Linked DNA regions of Mus musculus: region 1 is linked to region 2. Evidence: chromatin loops called from intact Hi-C (ENCODE). Cell type or tissue: left cerebral cortex. All regions are shown on one strand. Links, peaks and the distances in the headings refer to the core of each region. The heading gives the core; the rest is flanking DNA.

What was found. Hi-C counts contacts between places; a loop is a spot of excess contacts. Peaks named below come from ENCODE experiments on the same cell type or tissue, not always from the same donor. Only the 100,000 strongest peaks of a DNase experiment are listed, where the experiment ranks them.
Region 1: a loop joins it to region 2, with 2.6 times the contacts of the local background. A loop is called at or near these places in 3 of 42 quality-filtered maps.

What each region holds. Positions count from the first base shown.
Region 1 is chr15:95,520,906-95,533,524 of GRCm38, forward strand. Nell2 (NEL-like 2) reads right to left here and starts at 7,109. Exons shown (of 20, transcript NM_001356951.1): 1 at 6,896-7,109; 2 at 6,372-6,500. The coding sequence starts at 6,959. In left cerebral cortex, for the core only: CTCF peaks have their summits at 5,282 and 7,852; DNase peaks (open chromatin) are centred at 4,145, 5,297, 6,021, 6,533 and 2 more places; H3K4me3 peaks cover 5,277 bases; H3K27ac peaks cover 3,486 bases.
Region 2 is chr15:94,852,602-94,865,220 of GRCm38, forward strand. All of the region lies in intron 3 of Tmem117 (transmembrane protein 117), which reads left to right. Among named protein-coding and RNA genes, the nearest start is that of Gm31007, 36 kb to the right of the region's middle. In left cerebral cortex, for the core only: no CTCF peak of the experiment used is centred there; DNase peaks (open chromatin) are centred at 4,987, 7,238 and 8,769.

The DNA of each region.
Region 1 (12,619 bases), core at 1,771-9,770, 670 kb after region 2:
TAACACAGAAAAGAAGTGGGTCTTTCCTGGTATAATAGTTAATCACACATGTTTGTGAGAAATTGGAAAAGAGTTTGAAAACATTTAGAGTACAGTCAGTGGAGCTCAGTGGCGGTGCTTAGAAGAACAGAATGCTGGTAGGAATGCAGACACAGAGATGAGGGTTCAGAAGGAAGATGGATTGGGAAGCATTGTGTTACATACACTCTAGCAAAAAGTTGGATACATTTTGTCCATACCCTAAGACTTTGTAGAAAGCTGGGTTGAAAAATGGAGACACTACTTAATCTGAAAGAAGTTTCAAGTCAACACAATCTTCAGAATGTTTCCTGAATATCACTGGCTGCTTTAACCAGATTTACAGTGAAAACCAGATACAAACAAACAAACAAAACAGAGCAGAAATATATAAAAAATGTGCAGTTGGTCAGAAAGGGACATGGAAAGCTAGAACAAGGATGAGGCGTTTGCTAAGTGTCAAGTCTGGGGCTTGGGAAAGCTCAGTAAAGCACTTGCTTTTCAAGCATGAGGACTTGAGTTCAGTCTTTTAACTCCATATAAAAAAATGCTGGGAGCCAAATGGTGGTGCACACCTTTAATCCCAAGCAGATCTCTGCAAGGTCAAGGCCAGTCTGGTCTTCAGTGCAAATTCAAGAATAGCCAGGGCTACACAGAGAAACTCTATCTTTAAAAAAAAATCATAATGAGAAAGAAAGAAAGAAAGAAAGAAAGAAAGAAAGAAAGAAAGAAAGAAAGAAAGAAAGAAAGAAAGAAAGGCAGGAAGGAAGAAAGAAAGGAGAAGAGAAGAGAAGAGAAGAGAAGAGAAGAGAAGAGAAGAGAAGAGAAGAGAAGAGAAGAGAAGAGAAGAGAAGAAGCTAGGAAGCTAGCTAGGCATGTGACACATGCTGGCATTAGCAGCTCTGTAGAAGCAGAGTTGGGCATATCCTTTGTACTCACTGGCCAGAAAGACTACCCTACTGGGAGAGCCCCAAGCCACTGAGAATGCCTGTCTCAAAATGCAAGGTGGATACTTTCTAAGGATTGAAACTATATTTGACCTTTGACCTCTACAAGCCTGCTTACACATGTGCATGCATGTACATGTACCCAGCAATTATATCAAATACCCTATCATATTAAATCTTCCCCAGCCACAGTGGCATTGCTATGGTTTGAATATCTGTGCCTTTTCAAAGCATGTTGGTGAAATGTAAAGCCTACAGTGATAGTATGGATGGAGGCCCTTGGGAGAGCAGCACTCTTCCTCACGGAAAGAATGAATGTTGTTACACAGAGCTTGAAAGGAGATGGGGTTGCCTGTTCTGCCATAAGGAAGACATAGGAGCCACCCATGAGGAATGCCCTTCACCAGACAGGAATCTCAATGAAGTAGAAAAGGAATAGCAAACTAAGCTCACAGCTAATAGAAGGAAAGGAACAATAAGTATTGAACAATGGATGAAAGAAAGAAAGATAGGTAGATGGATAGATAGATAAGTAGATGATGAAAGAAAGAAAGAAAGAAAGAAAGAAAGAAAGAAAGAAAGAAAGGAGGGAGGGAGGGAGGGAGGGAGGGAGGGAGGGAGGGAGGGAGGGAGGGAGGGAGGGAGGGAGAAGGAAGGAAGGAAGGAAGGAAGGAAGAAAGAAAGAAAGAAAGAAAGAAAGAAAGAAAGAAAGAAAGAAAGAAAGAAAGAGGAAGGAAGGAAGAAAGGAAGAAAGGAGGAAGGAAGGAAGGAAGAAGGGAGGGAGGGAGGGAGGGAGGGAGGGAGGGAGGGAGGGAGGGAGGGAGGGAGGGAGGGAGGAAGGAAGGTGCTGAATGGCTAGATGGATGGATGGACGGACAGACTGACTGACTGATTAAATCAGAGGGTAGAGAGATAAAATAAACTGAGCCCTAGAGAGGTTTTGTAAATCTAAGCAGCACTAACAAAGCTCCACCTGAAGTAAGCAAAAACAAAGGCGACAAATCAGAAATGAGGAAGAAGCTTTAAAACTGGTCACACGGCATTTAAAGATCCCAAGAGACTGCTTCAGCTGATGTGAAGCCTAAACACAGACGCCCTGACACTCCTCAGAATTCTATGTGCCCAGCGCCCGATTCCAAAGCTACTGCCATAGGGTTGGGTATTTCTTACAGAAGCAGCCACTTCTATGCAACAAAATACATTAGTTACCTATTGCTGGTAAATTAAAAAGAAAGAAAAAAAAAACATGGCAAGGTTTATCAGTTGTTACTATATGTATTATTTCATAATTCAGGTCAGAGGTCCAAAATTAGTTCCACTGACCTAGTAATTATACAACAATAATTTGGGTGGATGGACTTAACTTATAACCGCTTTCACTTCATCATCAAGGGTACTGAAGCTCAGAGAAGTAAGTACCCTCACGGCTGTCCTCACAAGTAGCACACAGCTTGTGACTTTTTGCCTGAGTCTACCTGGGTTCTAAGTCCATCTCTGATCACTGTGTTATTTTTCTCTGTCAGAGAAGCACCCACAGCCATAGCCCTGAAACTCACAGGCTCTCACTATAACAGTTAATTTTCACTGTCAACTTAACTGAATTTAGGATTACCATAGATTGTTTGTGTCGGAGAGGGTATGTCTCAATGAGGTTTCACTGAGAAAGACCGGCCCTGAATGCAGGTAGTCCAGAGACTATGGTCTCAGGGTGAATACAAAGAAAAATGGGATAGAGAGTCCTGAAGGTCAGCGTTCATCCCCCTCTGCTTCCTCCACACAGGATGCCTCACCCTCTCCATGCCTGACCCTCACCGCCATGCTCCTTGCACCACAGACACAGCCACTCTCATCCCTGTGTTTTCCCCTTTGAATTGCAAGTTGAAACTAACCATTCCTTCAAGTTGCTTTTTCAAGTGTCCTGTCACACCCATGAGAGGTGTAGCTCACACACTGCTGGAGACACGCCCTCATCACCCCCTTGAGCTCTAACGAAGTCACCCACCAGTGTCACTGGCCTGCCACCAAATACCTAGGAATGCCTTCCCTTCCAGATGTAAAAGTTCTTTAAGAAGAATCACTAAGATTACTTTCAAGTTACCAAGGAAGGGGGAAAATGTTTTGATTTTATCTGTGCTTCGGGGGTTAATGAGATTATGCAATCTACCAACACTTCAGAAGGTATTTTCCTAAGACGGCAGATGAGATTATCTATTTTGGGAGCCTGGACAAACTGTTATGATCAAAGAGCTGAAACCCATGCTAAGTTTGTGTGTATGCTTTATCCCTTATGATCTCTCATGTACACAGAGAAAATAAAATTATTATGATCATTATCTGCCAAAACACGAGCGAGGCTCCAATGCTAGGAAGGGAGAATCTATTCGCTGTTTTAATAGTCCTTAGAACTGAAACTCCTTACACCTGGCTGCAAGTCTTTTCATTGCCAGTATATGCTGCTGTATTCTTCAAAAGCATAATAAGGGTGCTTGGGACTATGTGTCAGGTTACAGCCAGAAATGACTAGAACCCCAAACTACTGCCCAGATAAATTAAGTAATTATTCTAACAGGCATAATCCAAAACCCACAAGTATTAAGGAATGGTTGGATTTGAAATCTCATTAAATTTTCAAAGCAACTGTAAATCAAATTTTAACAACACTAAAACAGTGCTGCAGCATTATGGTGGATGTTCCAATAAAAAGTGATGATTTGGAAGTATAACAAAATGTTAAATAGTAGATTTGTACTTCACAGTAGTTTTTAAAAAAACATTCATAGTTTAAAATATTCATAGTTTCAAAATACCAAAATACATGTATATCAGAAACCAGAAAGAGAAAATAAAGTAACCAAAATGAAAAATACTAAATAAGTAAAAAGTCATGAGGCCAACGTGTTTTGAGATTTCTTATTTCAAAGGGATGAGACAGGTAGTTTTGCTATCTGTTGGAGAAGCAATCGATGGCTCAGAAATCACTTCACCTTGTTTAGAATGTATCTGGTAGCACAGAAAACTTGTACGTGAAGTTTGTATGAAATCTGGGAGCACCTCACAGATTTTTTTGATTTGTTTCTATTCTTGCTATGACATTTGACACACTATATCAAATACTGGCAGCATTCTCAATTCACTATAAATGAAACCTCGAAACTCTTCCCGGTCTGAATGCTCTTGTCCCTCTAAGCCCCGTGGGATCCAGAGAAATAGCACAGCTCAGGGCTGAGTTCTTATCAAACCTGCTGCTTGCCTGGCGTCTGAGGAAAGACCTTGCCAGGGAGACGCAGAACCACACATCAGTCACTTGTCACTGACTTCGGAATTCAAATCTTGTAAGAGAAGTTACTACAGTGCAATCAATACATCAGGAACGCAAGCCTTACAAGGACACAGCGGACAGTAAATAGCGGTTCAGACACAAAGAGACTTAAGGTGGCAGGAAGTGAACTTTTGCATCTTTGAATGAAAACTATTTGTGAAGCATTTGCTCTTTCTAGTATTGAGCTCGGTATTAGCTAAAAAACAAAAGAAGTTCACTGTTGGAAACTGACATCCACCAACTGAGCACAATTCAAAGAAAACATATGACATTAGCCATGGTTATTTTTTTAATCACAATGCATACCTTAAAGAAACTGGCTATTTATGGCGAAATAAATATTGTTTTAAATGAACCAGAAAAGAAACTGATACCCTAAGACTATTACCTAGAAACCGTCATACTGTTCAATATATAATTGTCCGATTGTCCCACATAAAATGTACATTTCTGGTTTCTACTTGTGACAGATGGACACTTTGTATAGGAAGTACCCTTAGGAAGGCTAAAGGGAGCCTTTGAGGTTATCATAACAATTCATTACAATGCAGACCATTATTGGAAACTTGGTTTGTTATGCTTTCTATTTACCAAAACTATCAAGTCCTAAAATATTGAGTTCCTGTTCTAAGAGACTAAAATTGAAAGATAGAAATAACACAGAGAATGAGTCTAAAGCCTACCCCTAATTACATTTCTATTCAACTGAATTTTTGCTGACAATTGAGCTCTATTTCCTTGATTACATTTAGCTATTGTCTTCAGTATCCCAGCCCCACCCTCCCCAAAGCATCTCGGAGTAAAGAAAATATCATAAACACTCGTTGCAATAAAAACACTCATTAACAACCTTAACTGAAACCCATTTTTAAAGAGCTTACGTTTTAATTTATTATGAACACAAATTCTTCTTAAATGCAACACATGTCAGTTTTTCCCTCTCCCTACAGAAAGCTCAAGAGCTGCTGTCCATGGTGACATGCACTGGCTGAATGAGGCAACAGCGCCACCACAGAAACATCCAAGTTGCCTACTATGTCTGCTTCTTGATGGCAGATGTGCTGGGTTGGTTGCATTTTGCATCGCCAACGTTTCAGTAATTATCAGTTGCATTTTGATGGCAATTTGAAGCCATAGCTCCCAATAGCAAAAGAAACACATAACACACACACACACACACACACACACACATGTATGGTGGTGGGAGGATGCCTTGATCTTCAGGATACAGGGCATCCCCAGTGCCTCTTTTTAAATTCCATCTCCTTGGACAGTTTAGCCCCCTTTTACACCCTCGGGCTAAGCACCTTCCCACAAGGCGAGAAGTTTTCAAAAGCTTTACTCAATCAATTTGCAGGCTGGCTTTTTTTTTTCTGAAATTTTGTTCTGACTAAACAGTATATTCAAATATGATTTGAAGTCTGGACAGTAATGAATAGCCAATATCCACTGAGTTCAAAAAGAAAAAAAAGTTTTAAAATTCTACACGTACAATTATGGTGATATAGGGCTATGCTTCTGTGAACGTCCCCTTGAAATGATTTCAAAATAATCGTAGCAGTAGCATTGCCTTCCCCTCGCCGCTGATCGGCACGGGAGAATGGGGAGCGCTCCATGGTAACCGTGCTTCAAGTACAGACATGTGCAGTAAAAATACCATAAAGGAATTCCTCTGGTCAGGCACCACAGCGCCGAAACTTTGGGAGGTCAGTATTTTAACCAAGATTGAGCTATCTTGTTTCCTTCCCAAATCCATTCCACCCAAATGAGGCGTTTGTGTTACAATTTATTGTTCCCTAGACGCCCAAATCACCCATCTGCCTCTGGAGTTTCTAGTCGGTAATTAAGGCACTATCCATTAGAACCACCAAGTGCACCAAGTAAGGAGGAGGAAAAGGAGTGCGAGGGGGAGGAGGGGAGGAGAAAGAACCCACTTAAAAAGAGTCAGACCCTGAGCTCACAGAGACCCCCTCGCCCCAGCTGGGACTCTCCGCCCGCTCCGTGCAGCGTGCAGCGCCAAGCCAAGTTACCAGAAGCCGCAGAGCCAGCTCCCCGCAACACACATGGGGCTCCACACTGGGCCATACCTTGGAAGAGGAAGGCTTTCGTCCCATTATGCAGTCCCGGGACTTGGCGCACTCCATCTGTAGACTCCCCAAGTTCTAACTCTGTTAAGACGTCAATCTGTAGGGAGGGGTCCACACCAAGCCCCCAAACTGGTGGGAGTGGGGAAGGGTAGGAAAGAAAGAAAGAAAGGGGGCCATTAAAACGCAAGCTTCTACAGCAGCAAAGAAAGCACGCGTCTTGGCGACGATATTGGAAGTGCTGACAAGAGGCAACTCGCTCCTCCACAGGGAGAGCCTTACCTGGACGCGCTGTCAAGCTTAAAATAGCAGAGCGCTGGGTCCCATCTCCTGACCTACTTTAAGCCCCTCTCTGTGCAAAGTTCCCCCTCAGCCACAGACCCTAAGGGTGTGACCCGCCTCGCTGTCCCCAGGACAAGCACAGAAAGGACCCAAATGCAAATCCTCCAGAGCTCCCCAATCCAGAGGGACACCGGGCGGCGACCCCATGGCGGGGAACATCCCGGCCCTGCTCGGCGGCCACTCACCCGCTCCAAGCCCGAGGATCACGCAGAACGTTCTCAGTAACACCCGGGATTCCATGGCGTGCATCGTCTCAGTCCATCGTCTCCCTCTTTAAAAATAAAGATAAAAACCAAGAGGTGCTGGGAGTGAAGCGGGAAAGCCGCGCTGGCCCCTCCTGCGACCGCCTCGGCGTCGCCACCCGGGCTCAGACACCTAAGACCGAGCGGGGCGGCCCCCCCCGGGTGCGCGCCGAACTTGGAGCCGCCTCTGCGCGCATCGCTCCCGCACGCGGCGGGCCGCAGCCGGGTCAGGCTCTCGGGGACCTGCGGGGACCTGCACCGAGCAGCGCCCCGCCGAGCCACGCGGCCCGGGCGCGCACGCAGAGGAAGGGAGGCGGCTTCGGGAAAGCCGGGCCGGGCCGCCCCGCACCCGCCCGCGCTCCCGCGCCCGAACCTGTTGGAAAGGCGGAGACAATGGCGAGAGCCTGGAGCCGCCGAGACCGCTCCGGGAGGGCGGGGCGCGAGCCGGGGCGCGGGCGGGGCGGCCTCTTTTTCCCCCTGCACACGCAGCGCCTGGTCCAGCCAGCCCTGCCCGCAGAGGTCCTCAACCACCCTCGCAAGCCCGCAACCGCAGCCTCCGCTCGGGATCCTAGGATCTCAATGCCAGGTGCCAAGTTGATGGGCGGCGTTTGCACTCACCCCCTCGAAATCGGGCGCGTGTCTCCAAAGCCCGGCGAGAGAAAGGACCACCCAGCCGCAGGAGGCGAGGTTGCAAAGAAAGGCACCCGGCCGCCTCGGGCAAAAGAGGGAAGCCCTCACTTAGACACTCACGCTGCACGGCAGCCCCGGCGCAGGGCACCCCCTCCCGGGCGGGAAAAGGAACCCAGCCAAAGCACGCAAGACTCCTAGGTGAAGCTGGACAGGCGCGGGAGACCGAAGGAGATGGGTAGTGAGCAGGGGAAGCCTGGCCAGCCCAGACTGAGAGGCTTTCTGCCCAGGGCGGGGCGCTGGAGAGCCTCCAGGCGCAGACAGCACACAGAACTTAGCCAAGTGCCAGGAGCTGCTGGACAGCTCCAGAAACCTTAGAGTGCTTCCCAAATCCAAAGTCCAGGACACTACACAGCAGCAAGGGTCAAAGGGCAAGGCAAGGGGATTCTACCCACTGAGAAAAACAAGTGTCAGTACGTGTTAGAATGAATAGATGATACAGATAAGACTATGTATAGATGGATGGATGGATGGATGGATGGATGGATGGATGGATGGATGATGGTAGATGAATGGATAGATGAAGGATGGACGATAGGATGGTAGATAGGTTGATAAGTAGGTTTGTAGATACATAGTAAGATAAGTATATTTTTATTAAGTAAAAGATTGAGCCCAGGAAACTAAGAAGCCCACTCACTGTTGACCATACTCATGTAGACTTTACTCACCCCCCCTCCTCATACATTCTTAGGACTAAAAGAGTGGGATTATTTGTGATTATTAGAAGACTGAATAAATAAATTAAACATCAACGACGTGTATATTTTTCGAGTGCTACCTAAATTTTGCATTGAATTTTTAAGTCAGTTCTCTTCCATCATGGATAAGTTAGTTTCAAGAGTGAGTAAAACACCCATCTGTTTCTAGAGAGCTCTGAGTCCTCCTCCAATTAATCAGAATCTGCTTTCAACAAGACCTGAACCAAACACAGCAAGCCATAGGCAATATGAGATGTCACACACTGCATACATCATTGCTACACACATCACAGTAGTGATGGGGAGACACGTCTACCTAAGTTCTTGGAATATTTAACGGGGGATAAGAATTTTGAAACTTTATCGATAGTATTTATTAATCCCCCTTAATCAAAATTTTCACTAAATTTTAAGACAAAATCTTACAAACTTTGAGAACTATTCCAATGCTCCCATGTAAGGATTGGAGGGCAACATCTCAAATTTGCTAAAATAAAATAAACGAAAAGGAAACTATTTCTTGTGCAGCTTAAAGATCTTTCTACAATAGTATATTCAAATATTGATCAATATAATATCAACATATACCATATCAATATAATATCAAATATAATATCAATATAATATCAGCAATGGCTACATAAAATGTGTATCAATGAATAGTGCTATTTAAATTATGGTTGGAAGAGAAACAAGAGGGATGTGAGTAGAGGCACATGCCCAGTATCCTCACAACACTCCTACCTGTGGAAAAGGAGGAATTAGAGGGTGGATCCGAGTGAAGCAGTATAAGAAGATCGATGAACCAAAGAGTTGCAGCAAACTCTAGTATGGAAAGGGAAGCAAGCAAACAACAAACAAAAACCTCTCTTCCAGAGAGCAGTGTTGGCATGAACTTGGTCTAGCACAGTAGATTCCCTTTAGAGTCCTAGAGAAATATCCAATAACAAATCTCTCATGTTTGAACCAGCAAATCTTCTGATTTATTACCTAGGCAATATCTATTTAAAAAATAATTAGCTACTAGAGTGCTCGCCCAGCATGCAATAGGTTCTACTGACAGCAGCACGCATTGAAAGATATCATGTAGAACATGTGATCGCAGCATTCAGAAGATGACGAAGACAGGATCAGACTACAAGGTCATCTTCAGCTACTTTGTGAATCCAAGACCAGCTTAGGTTATGTGAGAGCCTGCCACTGCTCCATAGATATGCAAACACATAAATTGGCCCAAAAAAATGAAATTTTGGTCAAAATGGTTGACCACACTAGACTTTAAAAGGGTCCTCTCTCACTGTGAGCACGTCTTCATGCCCAGCACTTTATTTATAAGTGAGATTTACACTGACAAAAGAAATTCCTCAACATGCTAGGAGATGAGAGGTGGAGCTTTGCTGGTGGAGTGATTGGGAGAAACTAGGACACGGGGTTCCAGACGCCACAGGAACCCTAAGGTAATGTATATTTTATCATACACACTAGATAATGGACTATGACCAAAGCCAGAAAGGGTGAGCTACTTCTGCTCAGTTTAACAAGTGAAGGGACCTTGGCATGATCACAATGACATCTGCTATATCAAGAGGGAAGTAAAAGCAGAATGGTGGATAGTTGGGTAACCACACGAGGCTTCTCCAGCCCTGGAAAATGTCTGCTGGTTCTGTTGTTTCTGTGTCACTACGGAGCAAACTGTTACAAGTTTAATTGCCTAAAACAACAACATTTGTGATCTTCCGATTCCCTTCGTGGTGACTCCATCACCAGTCTGTCCATGCACTGACGAGACTACATCTATTCTGCAAGCTGGGGAGGAGAGTCCCCCTGCTGCTTTAAGCAGTGTGGGCACCCCTTGGCTCGTTCTCCCATTTTGTCTTTAGAGCCACCCATGGTAAAGAAAGTTTTATTAGACCTCAACAGTTCTCAAAATACAACTTGAAAATCTTCTCTGGCCTAACAGGATTTCTACAATAATATTAAAACCATTTGCATATCCCAGGATAATCACTCCTTCTTAGCCTTAATGACAAGTATGAAATCCCTTGGCCATGTAAAGTATCATACCCAGACTCTAGGTGTTAGGATATAGCTATCCTTGGGTACGCATCCTTCTAATAGTTATAATACTTAGAAATTATCTAAATAGATATCGATTTTCATATGTAAGATAATCATAACACAGATGTAGTAAAGGTACCCATAGGATAGTAAGGTCTATCTAACTTAACCTAGCTTAACTCTAATGTAAATGGTAACGTGGGTGTCTGCCTGGATGGTGGAACATGTTTATATACTCCGAAACATGAGTTAAAATACTACACAGAGATGTGAGTCTAAAAACACAATAGTTATAATGGATACAAAAATATCAAAGTAAAAAGAAAAGGTTTGTGGAACACAAAATACAAGTAAATGAAAATAAATAATAAAATGGTAGACTATAATTCAACTGTTAATAATTACAATAAATGTAAATGATCTAAAACAAAAGAATGGGGTTTTTCCACAATAGATCAGGAAATATAAACTAGCTAACTACATGGGATTAAAAAGTAATCACTCCAGAGAGAGTAAATTCAGTTAAACATAGAGGGTTTTTAAAGGTATCTTAAACAGAAATACATCAAAAGAGAGTTGAAGGGGCTATAAAATTGAGAAAGTAAGTTTACAACAAAACAAATTAGCAAGACAACAAATGTCTTTACAGTCAACTCAAGAGGAGGATCACTTGTCATAAGTGGTCGGCCTTCTAGGAACACAGGGCAACCTCCATGATAAGGCACACACCTGACAGCAAGGAATCAAAACACCTGGGATACTTATCCCCAAAGAAACTGAGACAGACATTATGTGAGAGACAGGCAAATCCACAGTAATATTTAGAAACTTTTGTTTTTTTCTCTCATAATCTGATAACATCATCTCTAGTCCCATATGCTCAACACCAACTGCACTAGACATCTGGGGAAGAAATAACATCCGGTAATCACAATTTTTCCAAAAAATAAAAGAGTAAGAAACATCCACCAGCCTATTTTTAAGAAACAATCACTATTTTAGACTAAAATTAGACAAACAAGTAACAGAAAAGCAAGACTCAGAACACAAAAGCAAAATACGCCTTTTGAAAATGCACAAATTATCTTCAACAAAATATTAATGAGTCAACCACCAATATCTAAAAATAATACTACAAACATGAGGGTTTCATTTTAATACTGCAAAACATTAAATTCTCTGATATCCATCAAAGCAAACTGCTGAACTTATCATGTATAGAAGATCACATGATTTTATCAACTGGTGCATGGACAGCATTTGACAAAGTTCAACAACTAATCATAAAATAGCAAATTATATTCTCAGGAGCAAAATTAGAAAGTAATGACATAATCTAATTGTCACATGGAAAAGATGCTATACCTTAGCTACGAGTGGAAGATTCTAAGGCAAGTTGCAGGTAATGAACTTGAGAGTAAGAAAAAAAAAACAAACAAAAGTTGTTTGTCTTATAAAACAAGAAACGGTTTCCCCTCAGCAACATGGTCATCTCATGTGAAATTTTCACAGCACCCATGAAAAATCTGTAAAGGGTGACTTTTGCATATCAAAACATACAGAACATAAAACATGAAGCAATTGGTCACATACACATTACTATCCGGGAATGATGTAACTACAATTAATTTTAAAACATTTACAATGCATTAAAATAATTATATGGTAATCTGAAAAAAATCATAGGGAAGATTTTTCCATGGATAACTGTAGAACATTGCTAAGGAAATAAGGACAAATGGATCTGCAGTGCCCGTGGATGGGATTTACTGTCGGTAATGCATTCATTAACTTCATACTGAGCTAAAGAGTCCAGACAATCCTAACCAGAAGGCTCTGTACACAACCCAGTGAGGAGCTGATCATCAAATGCATAGAAAATACAAAAGCCAAGAGCATTTCTGGAAAAAACAAATGCCATCACAGGATGACAGGAAGCAAAGCCTGTGACTTCCATAACACACAATAATGCTGAACACATCCAGGCTGTGAGGCTGGAGGTTAAGCATTCAGAGAAAACAGAACCGTATATATATATATATATATATATATATATATATATATATATATATATGTATATATATATATATATGCATATTTAACTTACAAAATATGGAAATCTAACAACGAATAGGAACAATCTTTTGAACAATTGGACATCTCTGTAGGAAATGGGGACAGGGAGAAGAAGGGATCTCAAGTGTTCCACGCAGAGGCATGG
Region 2 (12,619 bases), core at 1,427-9,426:
TCTTATTCCCTTGAAGTGGACTGTCACCGTTATAGTGGGTGGTGTGAACCTGGGAGAATGGAGCCTAACAATGAGGCAGACTAAACTCTTATGCAATAGCCAACTTTATTCAGCGCGTCAAACAATTTATATTCTGAGGGCTAAGCAAGATCACGAGCAAAGGTCACAGGCATTCAAGCTGCATACAATCACAAAGGCAAGGTGTACTTATGTGAGTTTAGTTTGTATACAGTCGTGAGGACAACAGACCTTGGGAACATCATTTGAATGGTATTAAGACAATGGGTGTCTTAGGGTTTTACTTCTGTGAACAGACACCATAACCAATGCAAGTCTTATAAAGGATGACATTTAATTGGGGCTGGCTTACAGATTCAGAGATTCAGTCCATTATCATCATGGTGGAAACATGGCAGCATCCAGGCAGGCATGACACAGGAGGAGCTGAGAATTCTACATCTGCATCTGAAGGCTGCTAGGAGAAGACTGGCTCCCAAGCAGCTAGGATGAGGGTCTTAAAGTCCATGGCCACAGTAATGCACTTCATCCAACAAGGCCACACCTCTTAAAAGTGCTATTCCCTGGGCCAAGCGTATTCGAACCACCACAATGCATAATCAGAAGTAAGCCGATTCCTGTTTACTACTCCTGGGAGGGGCTTACATTTCAACCACAGGCCTTTGGAGAGCTGAGATCACAGGACTGTTGACCTGGTTTCTTTAAGTTTTCTCACACACAATCAGAATTCTCCTCGTGTAACTTCATTCATGGACCTTGTTCTGATAGTTGATGACCCTAATCCTCTTTTCTTCTTTCTGTAGTATCTTCCCTCTGCTAACTCACCTTTGGCTTGTGTGATCACCCAGTTCAATGCGACCTGAAAGGCTCCTCAAAGTTGGCACAAAACACCCCAAGACTAAGTTCTCAGCACAAAGGAGAGTTATGTGTCCAAGAGGGACAAGGGGAGGGACTAGGAGACAAAGGGGATAAGGGAAAAGGAGAAAAGAACAAGGGAGAGGGTGAAGGGTTATTTTCCCTAAAGGAACTGAGGACTGCCTTTGGATAGAGAGGAGACAGCCATGGTCCTATGGACGCTTACAAAGGTAAAAGGGCAAACCCTGTGTTAGGATGAGGTGTTTAATTTTGATTGGGCATGTTAATTAGGGTAGCCAAACTTTTGATTGCTGGATTTTGATACTTTGATAGTTGGATCTTGGTAGTCTGCCTCAGGAGGAAGTGGGCAAATCAGGGAACAGACCTTGGTGGTTAGCTTTAGGAATGTAATCCAATTTTTTTTTTTTTTTTTTTTTTTTTTTAGCAAGGAAGAAGAAATGAGGGACGGGCAAGGCTGCTAGAGCCCCTGCAAAACCTGTCTGGGCAGCTCTCACTGGGCTTTCATGGGCGTCAAAAGCTCAACCTTGCAGAGCTGGAAGCTCTTTTCTAATCTGCCCTGCTTCCCTGAATGCTACTGCGTTCGCTCACTGGTGCCCCTTCAAGTGTGTGGCCAGTTGCTCCAGCAAGCTGAAGGTGTTTTCCTAAAATTGTCCTTTTTCTGACCATGCTTGTCCACTCACCAACGAGATATGATCGGTTTGTTCCTGTGTCTTTTACGTCCTCATTTCTCTTGCTGATTTTTTCCCACCTGGTCTTTGTATTTCACTTGACTCCCTGCAAAGGAGCCTAATGGTCCTAATTTCATCCGGGTCTGGCCTTATCAATCACGACTCGGTGCTGATGTCAGTTTAGTCTAATAAACGAGAATCTGCAGCATTTGACAGTCAAGCTTGTGATAATTGAAAGCCTCCTTTCACACCTGAGATTAAGTTCAAGCTGTCTCCACCAATGCGTAGGGGGGAATGGATTCTTGTGGGCATTTCAAGCTTTGTGCTCTCCAGTCTGTCTCCTCTTCACCTCTTGGTTCTGGTACTTTGATGACCTCGTGAGCATCCTCATCTCTCTCACCCCAATGCGCTCACTATTGTGCTTCTTCTAACTCTTCTGTCTCTCTTGCCTTAGCTAAAGCGCTTCACATTTTGAATTTCAATAGTTAGGTCATTTTCCTATCATCTTTTTCTGGGTCTGTAGTATGCTACCCTTGTTTTGTTGCTAATTATAACATATCTCTGCATAGCAATGAGAATCCTGTCTTCTTTAGCTCTCTTTCTCAATGCCCTGAGTGTTCACAGCATATATTGATTGGATCTATTGTACCAGGACTAGGTTTGACACCATAGTACGCTTAATCTGTTCTGAAATCCTAACATGCCTTTGGCATAGTGTCTGCTAGTGTTTGTCCGTGTGATGGCTAGTGGCACATGCTATGCAATAACATCATGCGAAAGTCCACCGGGCAAGGGAGATAAAGGATGGAACTGTGAACTGACTTCCTATTGTGACAATACACGTCTGAGCTGAACTCGGAAACTGTATTGATAATACAGGTCCAATTGATCAAATGCAGATGGTCCCGACTTCACGTGATTTCTTTTTTTTTTTTTTAAGATTTATTTATTATATGTAAGTACACTGTAGCTGTCCTCAGATACTCCAGAAGAGGGGATCAGATTTCGTTACGGATGGTTTGTGAGCCACCATGTGGTTGCTGGGATTTGAACTCAGGACCTTCGGGAGAGCAGTCGGCGCTCTTAACCACTGAGCCATCTCGCCCCTCTCCCCCCTTTTATTTTAACGGTATGGTCATGCGAACACAACAGGCATTCAGCAGGAGCTTTACTTAGGATTTTGAATTTTGACCTTTGCCTGGGCCAGAGCTTTGCGGTGCGATGCTCTCCCGGCCCACAGCTGCAGCTCCCAGTCGGCTGCATGATAATAGAAGTGACCGCCTAGTCTCTGAAGCATGCGGTGTTGCCGAGCTGGGAGGTTCATCAAATCTACATAATAAATTATGCAGTTAACGATATTCCCAGTTACTATTGAGTTTATGACATGCAGCCCCAGCCTATGTCCTTTAAGTTTTCAAATGTAGAAATCCTGATGTGTGACAAAACTTTTCCCGGGGAAACTCATCCCAGATATGGCAGACTAAACTATCTACTGTTAGGCTGGAACGGCTGCTCATCCCACCCCTCCCCACACAAGCTGGGAAACCCCTCAGCCTTCCTTCCCTCCAACACCACCCTCACAGAGAAAACTCCGGGCTAACACGTCATCGCTCCTCCTTATCTGTGTTCCCCGAAACCCACCGGAGACTGCCCCACCCAGGGGCTCAGTTTTTAACCATGTATGGACACAAGCCCAGCTCCTAGCTGGCACATCATCACTCCTCCCCTAAGCTCTATAAAACCCCCTTGCTTTATCCCAGATGCCCGACTTCACTGACCTCCACCTGTAAGATCGGAGAACCCACCTGAAGGCGGCCTCCTAATAAACCCACCTCTATCTACTTTTAATCTGGTCTAAGCTGGTATCTGAGTCACTGAGGAGGGGAAAAGTGCATCAGATATCGCTGCAAGAGCTCATGATTTGCCAAAGAATGATAACCCAGACTCAAGTTGTATATAAGCCCAAAGAGTGTTTTATTCTGCAGTAGTCAAGCACACTGGGGTCGCCCCATTACCAAGACAATCAAATGAGCTCACAGGCTAGATTTAAAGCAGGCTAGGGCACTAGGGTAGGTGATCTCTATCTTACTCCATCTAAAGGGCATTCCATTACCAGGGGCGTGGGGGCTGGAATCTGTTACCCTGGAGGTCTGGAAAGTTAGTGGTGATCCGTTGTCTTTACTTTAGGCTCAGTGGCTGGGCACCTTCTAGTTTCTGACTAGCTGCCTTAAGCCTGGTGGGTTTTTTGTTTGATTTTGTTTTGTTTTGTTTCTTTAAAACTGACTGGCCCAGTTCTTGGAAACAGAAATTCAGGCCTAGTCTTCTCAACTGCCAATTTGAAGCGTGCCATGGAGTCACCTGTCTCCTTCCACTCTCCACCCAAGTCCTGCTTGGTGAGACTGTGAGCTTTATTGGGGTTACTTGTTTACAGGAGCAGAAATGACTCAAAGGTATCTGCATCCCTAACGCCCACCTCAGCTTGGGTGACAGCTCACAAAAGTGGGGAACCTGGAGCAACCTGTGGGCAGCTCCACCGGTTGGAAAGTGTCCTTTCCAAGTGCCACAGTTCCTCTAAAATTCGTCCAAGCAGCTAGGTCTTGTCTCAGAGTTTTGGCAGTGTGGCTTTTCTGAGAGTGACTTAATTGCTTACTCTGAGAGAGGAGGGGGGGGAGGGGGAGGGAGAGGAGGGAAGGGGTGGGGGGGAAGGAGAGACCTAAAGCCCTAATGAGTTTGGTAGGTTTCAGAGACCACCTAAAGCTGTTTTGAGTTGTTTACTTCTGTTTAAGGAGCTTCCTTCTGGGATGGAATGTTTTTCAGAGGCAACTAAACAACAAATCCTTAGAGTATCTTTGTTTTTACAAATGTATTGAAACATATGGGTTATCCGTTTTGCTTATAGACGATTCAGTTTTTATCACATTATCATCTGCTTTAACCTTTGGGCACATTTTAATACAAATTTAATACATTTGATTTCTTGACTTAAAAATCTGTACAAGAAATGTATTGGAAGGAAATTGGGATCGTTGTACTGAGTGATAGACTGTTGGGTATCTGTTCCTTCCAATTTTAAAATGTTTTTCATATTTTAGTGGTGAACTCTTGCATGCTTATGGTTTAAAACCTCAAGAAGAAAGAAAAAAAATGGTGAAAATGGGTTCATGAAAAGAATGCAGGTTAATGTAGAAGCTAATTCCTTTCTCACTGAGTAATGAGACGCATTTGTTTCTAACAATTGCCATTTAATTAACAATTTAAAAAAATAACTCTATTAACTGGGAAGAGACTACTGTTTTAGAAGAGGGCAGAGCCGGGCTCCGCTTCAGTGGCGGCTCAGCAAAGGGAAATAGAATGAGGACATTATTTCCATTTAAAAAGGCAAAGAGGTTGATTGTTGAAAATATAAAAGCAAGTGTGTCAGGAGCAGGGAGCAGTTTCCTGGCAAACCACAGACCTGGAATGAGGCTGGCGTTCCAGGATGCCAAGGGGATAAGGCGAAGTAGCAAAATTAGATGATGCGTTAGTTCGTTGATGTATACATCTTGCTACAGTTTGGTCAAAGGAGAGTTTGTCCTGTCTCCCTTAATGAATTCTCCAATATTACATAATATCTGACTTTGTTTTTTCTTTCTTATTTTGAATGTTTTATGCTATGCCCAGGACTAATCTTGACTTTGCTGTGTGTGTGTGTGGTCTACCCTGATTTTAAATTCGCAATCCTTCTTGTTAGGGTTCAAGAATCACTGAAGGAAGACTCAAGACTCAAATGGTGTGCAAAGGCAAAGAGCATTTATTCTGCAGAAATTGCCAGCATGCAGGGGTCAAGCATTCATCAGAATGGCAATGACTAGGGCTAGGGGAATTTTCCAGAAGGGTTGGGTCACCTCTAATATGATTGGTAGGGACAAGGCAGTGACATTATTACAATTTTGATTGGCTGCTATGCTAGTTTCATTATAATTGGTGAGACCATGAAGAATTTCAGAATCTCCTTTAGCCACGTGTCTCAGGAGTTGGCTCACTATCTTTCCTAGTTCGGGGTCATCCCTGCCCAAAGAACCCTGTCAGTGGCTCCTTCTGCGGAGCCCAGTTTGCTTCCCAGGGAATTGAAAATTTTGATTCCCAAGGTTTTGAGGCCTTGTCCCAAGTCTCTTGAGGGCGGGGGTTACAGACATTCCTCCTTGCCCCCTGTAGGATGTGATTTTAGTGATGGCATCAAGGGAATCTCACGTCTCCAGATAGATGAGTTCTGTTAGGGTCCAAGAATTTGGGAATAATCCACTATAAAAACCAAGTTCAAACCAACAAAACTTTATTAAAAAAGCCGATATATCAGGGAGATGCTTGCGTTCAGGGTCCAAAGTGTGTGAGCAGGGGTAGGACAGAGCAACCTTTTAAAGTCAAAAATCACAAATTAGGTGGGGAAGGGTAGGGTAGAGACAACCAGTGAGTATGTGCATACACTGTATGTGTCTAGCCATTTTCATGCCTCACATTTTAAGTTGGTTATTATCTGTCAAGTACCTCAGATGGTTTTCCTGATAACTTGGTCTGGATTGAAACCAACTAGTTGGAGTATTTAGCAGCTACTGAGGTCCAGTCCTGACTGGATGCTGACCAAGAAACCATAGGGTGAGATATTATGGAATACGTTCATATGGGAGACCTGGGGCCAGAAGCTGTTTCTGGGAATTCAGTTGTTTCTTTGAAATTAGCTTAGTACAAAATAGAGGCTATGTACAAGATGGGATTCCTGTACTAAGGAGGCCCTCAACCAGTTTTGCTTATTTAATGTATATGTGTATCCCATTCCTAGATAAACATTGCTACACTTTATCATGAATGGGTATATGTCTGTGATTGGCTCAGAAATACACTTTTTGCTATTTTACACCCCTGTTAGGAGTTATTTTCAGGAATATACTGCAACTATTGTCAAAGAGAGTTTCTCCATTTTTTTTTTTTTTGTATGGGATCTAAGGAAATATTTAGTTCTGTTTCAGGTCATTTCTAATGCTAAGCAAGGTTTCATAGTGTACTGGCTAGTTTTGTGTGTCAACTTGACACAAGCTGGAGTTATCACAGAGAAAGGAGCCTCCCTAGAGGAAATGCCTCCATGAGATCCAGCTGTAAGGCATTTTCTCAATTAGTGATCTAGATGGGAGGGGCCATTGTGGGTGGTGCTATTTCTGGGCAGGTAGTCTTGGGTTCTATAAGCAAGCAAGGTAAGCAAGCCAGAGGAAGCCAGCCAGTAAGTAACATCCCTCCACAGCCTCTGCATCAGCTCCTGCTTCCTGACCTGCTTGAGTTCCAGTCCTGACTTCCTTTGGTGATGAACAGCAATGTGGAAGTGTAAGCTGAATAAACCCTCTCTTCCCCAACTTGCTTCTTGGTCCTGATGTTTTGTGCAGGAATAGAAACCCTGACTAACACATAGTTACAGGGTGGAGATGGACTCTCACACAAGCAAATCGAGTGTGTGTGTGTGGTTTCCTCCCATTGAACTTTGAATGTGTTGGGTTCCAGCACAGCACCATACCAGACTGCTTGTTTCAGCCCTAACTATAAGCAGTTTCTGGTTTTGTGGATCCCCAAAGATATCCTGATCATCATCTGCTGTGTACTTTAAAGGCACGATTCGAAACAGACTGTTCTGTGATAATTGCATCACTTTTTCATGAGCACGCAGGGAGAATGAACAGTGTGGAGCTGAGCCCCCCACGCAGGCTCCTGCTGCTACTCAGATGAGCTTGACTGCTAACCTGGGAACACCCAGCTGATGAATGAGCTAAGATTCATTATCGAAGTCAGGAAATTGGACATTTGTTTTTCAACAATGTCAGCCTTGAACACTCCTGCTCTAACTAAACGTATTTAATTATGTCCACTGGGTGTCTATGATTCCTGTGACGGCTATGATTGGCTCAGCGCTTCTGGTGTGTGTGTGTGTGTGTGTGTGTGTGTGTGTGTGTGTGTGTGTGTATGAGGCAGGGTTTCATTATATAGCCCTCGCTGGCCTGGAAGCTGCTGTGTAGACCTGATTGGCAGGATTCTCTTGAAGTTACGCACCACCACACCTAACCTTATATATTCTGCTTTTCAGTGATCATTTGTAGCAACTGCTAAGACACAGATTGTTTGTGGAGTTTGTGCCTACGGCCATTAGCTAAAGTAAGCCATGATCTTTGGAATAGGACTTGGCCAATGGGTATCTCTTCAGTGTTCACAGGCTCACCTTATGAGGGACAAGACTGAGAAGGGCTGAGAGTGACTAGGTCTTGTGGTGAAGGATACTGGGGCATCTGGGAGAAGTGTCTTAAGGAAGTGGTAGCAGGACAACCCCGGGGCTCTCAGCAGGCCACTTAAAGCTAACAGGATGAGATCTGGAAGTCAGTAGGAAGGCAGGAGATAGGAGATTAGGCATGGGGTGGCTACTAGGCTGCCGTCTGGTATTTGTGAAGGTAAGTAATCAGAGCAGGCAAGTTTGTATTGTGAAGGGAAAGGTCTTTGAAAAAGGGACAAGTTAGTTGAGAACAAATACTTAAAATTATCAGCCTAGCTAGGTCCTCTACATAGGTGTCATGGCCGAGCAGCTTGGTGTCCTTGTGGGAATCCTAGTGGTGAGAGCCGGGCGCTGTCCCTGACTCTTTTGCCTTCTTGTGGGACCCTTTTCTTCCTAATGGCTTGCTTTGTCCAGCCTCAGTGTGCTGTGGCTTGTCTTAGTGTAGCTTGTCATGCTGTGTTTGGTTGATGTCCCTGGGAAGCCTACTCTTTTCTGAGTGGAGGCAGAGAGACGGGCGGTTCGGGGGGAAAGTGGAGGTGAGGAGGAGAGACTGGGGATAAAGGGGAGGGGAAACTTTGTTCAAGATGTAATATATGAGAGAAGAAAAACCCCCAGATATTATAGTTTTCTGTCCATGGTCTGTTATTCTCAGTTTTGATGTGAGTGTGGGCCTAAAGGCAATGAGAGCCATAATGTATCCCGGGCCATGTGCAGCCGCGTATGGGGCCTACAGACCAGCTTGCCTTTGCAGTGCATGGTTCATATAATGGTTCCCAAGCCCAGACACTGGTGTCTGACAAAGACACATTTACCCTCCTCAGGTACTGCCGGAAGGCCCTTCCTCACAGCTCTGGGTGCTGGATAAAAACCTAACCGTGTGCAACCAGACAGCCTGTGTTTCTTCTCAGAACTTGTACTATCTTCCCCCACACCATCTGTAAGGATTTCCTGACTGGACTCCCCATCCACCCACCTCCCTGGGGTTTGGTGACTTGGCTATTCCATTGGTTGCCCAAATCTAACATGCTGTCAGTTATCTGCCAACCCTTGGATTCAGTGTCCCCATTCAGACTGGTTACTTGGACCCTTCATGCATTGTATGCATAGAGATGCATAGTTACAAGCTATAATGGATAGATCCATATGTATAGATTAGAGCCACCATAGATAGATAGATCCAGCATTGTGTCTCCATCACATTCTCCTGTCCTGTAGGATACTTGTTCACAAGTAATGATCTACTTTAGTTAAGGACATTGTTTAAAGATATGTAAAAACACAATTTTGAGTGAATGTAATGTCTATAATAATGGTATCATCCTTTAAAATAAACTGAACCCACATATATACAACACCCTAATCTGATGGCAACATCGTCTCCCAACCAACTATAGAAGAACAATGTATTCTTTCTCTTTTGATTTAACCGGCACCCATTGAGAGTTCGCAGGCTTAGGCAATTTGTCAAACATCACAGGTTCTGCTCACATAGGGTCCTGACATGCTCAGGGCTCTAGCAGGCTTCTGATTTTCAAGGGCTGGCTGCTGGTGATCTACACTGTTAAAATAACAGTTCTGCTCTCAGGCTGTTGACCACTGAGCAGAGGGCTGGTTACAACACATTTCGTTGTTGTTGTTCAGGAGATGGTCTAATTTTGATGGAAGAATCAAGTCATTTGATTAAAAAATACTGAACTCAAACATGAGTCCTGTGGTCATGAGGCACTCAAGGCAGATATTTTGGGTTTCAGAGACACGGTTTTTAGATTGGGCATGAATGTGAGCAGCTTCGTGACAGTGGGCAGTTATTCCAATGTGAACAGAGAGACTGTGGCTGGCAGCACAAACAGCCTTAGTGTAAGTAACAGAAAGGGGCGGGAAGTTGTGTAGAAATGAAAAAAGGAATGAATGTTTGTTATTAAGACATGGGTATAGTTTCCTGTGACCTAAAAACAAAACAAAACAAAACAAAACAAAACAAAACAAAACCAGAAGTACTTTGGAAATCTGTCATGTGAACTCAAAAGATTGAAAGATGGTGAGTGTTGACTACTGATAAAATCCATGAGAAGTAAGTTTTCTGTTTGATGAGGTGTGTGTGTGTGTGTGTGTGTGTGTGTGTTATGCAAGTACCTGCACCTGTACTTGTACCCATGTGTTTGTGCATGTGTGTATGTGTGTGTGCATATGTGTGTGCATGTATGTGCATGTGTGTGCATGTATGTGTGTGGGTACATGAACAATGCACCCCGGAGAGTGCATAGGTGTGTGTGTGTGCACACTGTGCCTATGCACATGTGTGCATATCTGAGTATTCACATGAGTGTGTGTGTGTGTGTATGTGTGATGGGAAATCTGAGATGATATTATAGAACTTTTGTGTCTAGTTTTTAAATTAGGGACCAGTGAGATGGCTCAGAGAGTAAGAGTGTTGTCATTAAGCAAATCCCTGGAACCGACATGGTAGACCAAGATGACTGACTCCTATAGATTGTCCCTGACTTCCACATGTGTGTTTGGAACATAGCTACATAAGCATGCAAAATTAAACCAATAGCTTAAAAAACCCTTTAAAATCTCAATTTGAAATTATGATGAGTCAAAAATATTTCTAAAGGTGTTTATGGCGATTATAGTTTTGCATAAAAATACAAATATATATTTATAATGTAAGTTGGTAAAATTCAATGATTTCTTTTTTATAAGTTAACTTGGTCGGGCTCAGCACACTGTTGGTCAGTGTTGAGTGTGGGAATCAGTCTGACAGTGTTTGATCGATGTGGTTGGTGTCTTCAGTCAGGTGGCTTTAAGTAACAGTAAAGAAACTTGCATTCAGTATGAGGTGGGCTTCATGCAGTCAGTTGGAGGATCTTAGGAATGAAACCTTAGGAATAAGGTTTCCCAGAAAAAGAAACATTCCAGAATGTTCCAACACCAGCTCCTGGCTGGTTCTTCAAACTTGTTAACCTGCTCTGCAGAACATGTGGGTTTGCCAACCCGACAATTCTATAAACAGGTTCTTTGAAATAAGTCTATTTATATACTGTGCATGTACTCAGAATCTGTTAGTCTGTCACCTGTCTCTCTGTCTTTCTGTCTGCCTGTCTACCTACTTACCTAGGAATTTACCTATCTAGCCATCTATCTGTTACCTATCTGTTTGTCTATCTATCTATCTATCTATCTATCTATCTATCTATCTATCAATCAATCATCTATCTACCTGGGTATGTATGTTTGTATGTATGTTTGTATGTTTGTATGTTTGTATGTATGTATGTATGTATGTATGTATGTATGTATCTATCTATCTACCTACCTACCTACCTACCTACCTAGGTATGTATGTATGTATGTATGTATTTATTATCTATCATCTATGATCTATCACTTATATTCCTCTATCATCAGTCTTCCATGTACTTATCATTTATTCTTTACCATCTGTATGCTACCATCCTCATCTTTTCATCCATCTACAATTACCTGCTGCCGCTTATTTGCTGATGCACCTTGATTGAGACCGTTCCCTAAATGGAATGTCTTTTTAAGACACGACATGGATGGTATTCATACGGCATTGTCACTTTCCCACCTCATTCTACAGCCCCTGTCTGTGCTTCTTGCCATTGGACATCTGCTTCCTTCTCCTTCCAGCCCTTCTTTGTCCTCTCTGTGGCCTTCTCTGCTCTCTGCTCCTCCCCCTCCCCCTGGGAGATTCAGGTGACTTTCATCCTAGCCTAGCTCCTCTCACGCAGCACTTCTCCTTAGGGCTTGTTTGCAAGCTCTTTTTCATTTGCTGTATGGTAATGACTGTGTCTCATTCATCTTGGTATTCCCATCACCTAGCACACTCTATGGCATATAGATGCTATTCAATCAATATAGCTGCAAGAATGAGTAAGTGGGTGGTCCTCTCCTTCAGGGATAAGCAGCTGCTTTTATGTGAAGTTGCAGATGGCTGGGAGGCATCCACAGTGCCTAGTCTTTCAGGGATGGATGTGTCTAAGCTTCTTGTACCTGCACTGCCTGGAGAAAAATCCCTAGCAGACTTTTTAATTGCTAGCAAAAATCTGATGCTGTCAGTTTTGCAGGGGTATAACATGTCTGCCAAAGTTAAGCCAATTGTGCAGAAGTCTCTGGCATCCTATGCGGGTGGCATAGATGCTTCACAAAATCAGATTGTAGATTTGCACTGACATATTTTTAACCTATCAAATTAATGGCTTGAATCTCTACCCGCAACCCCCCTAGTAAAGAGTTCAATATCGCTTTCATGTTTCACCACTGAGTTGACTCGAATAATGCCTTCCTGCTCCTGGCTCAGGCCCTGGAGTTTGCATTTTTTAAAGTAACAGCCAAAGAAAAGTACTGTATCATTTAATTATTCTTCTCTTCCCTGTGTGTCTTTCTATTGCTATTCACTGTTGAAATTTAGGCCCTAAAGGTAGCGTGGACTTTTGCCTCATAGGGCCCTCATAGGTGACTCTGTCCTGCATTGTCTGTGGGTGTCTCTAACTCCACAGTGGTTGAAGAGCTTCCACTGGTGAGAGTGTGCACTGATCCCAGCTGCTACTATAGTCCCCTGATCAGCCTGGCCATTTACATGGCCAGAGCATGTTTGGAGACGTCTTATCTTTCTGGACCGTTCTCAGGTTCTTTTTAACAGTCATGTCTAATGAGCTTACCTGTCAAGAGTCCTGAGGGCTGTGCTGGAGCCTCATCTTCTCCTCCAATAGCTCTCACTGCTCAGGAAACTGCTCAAGCCAGAGCT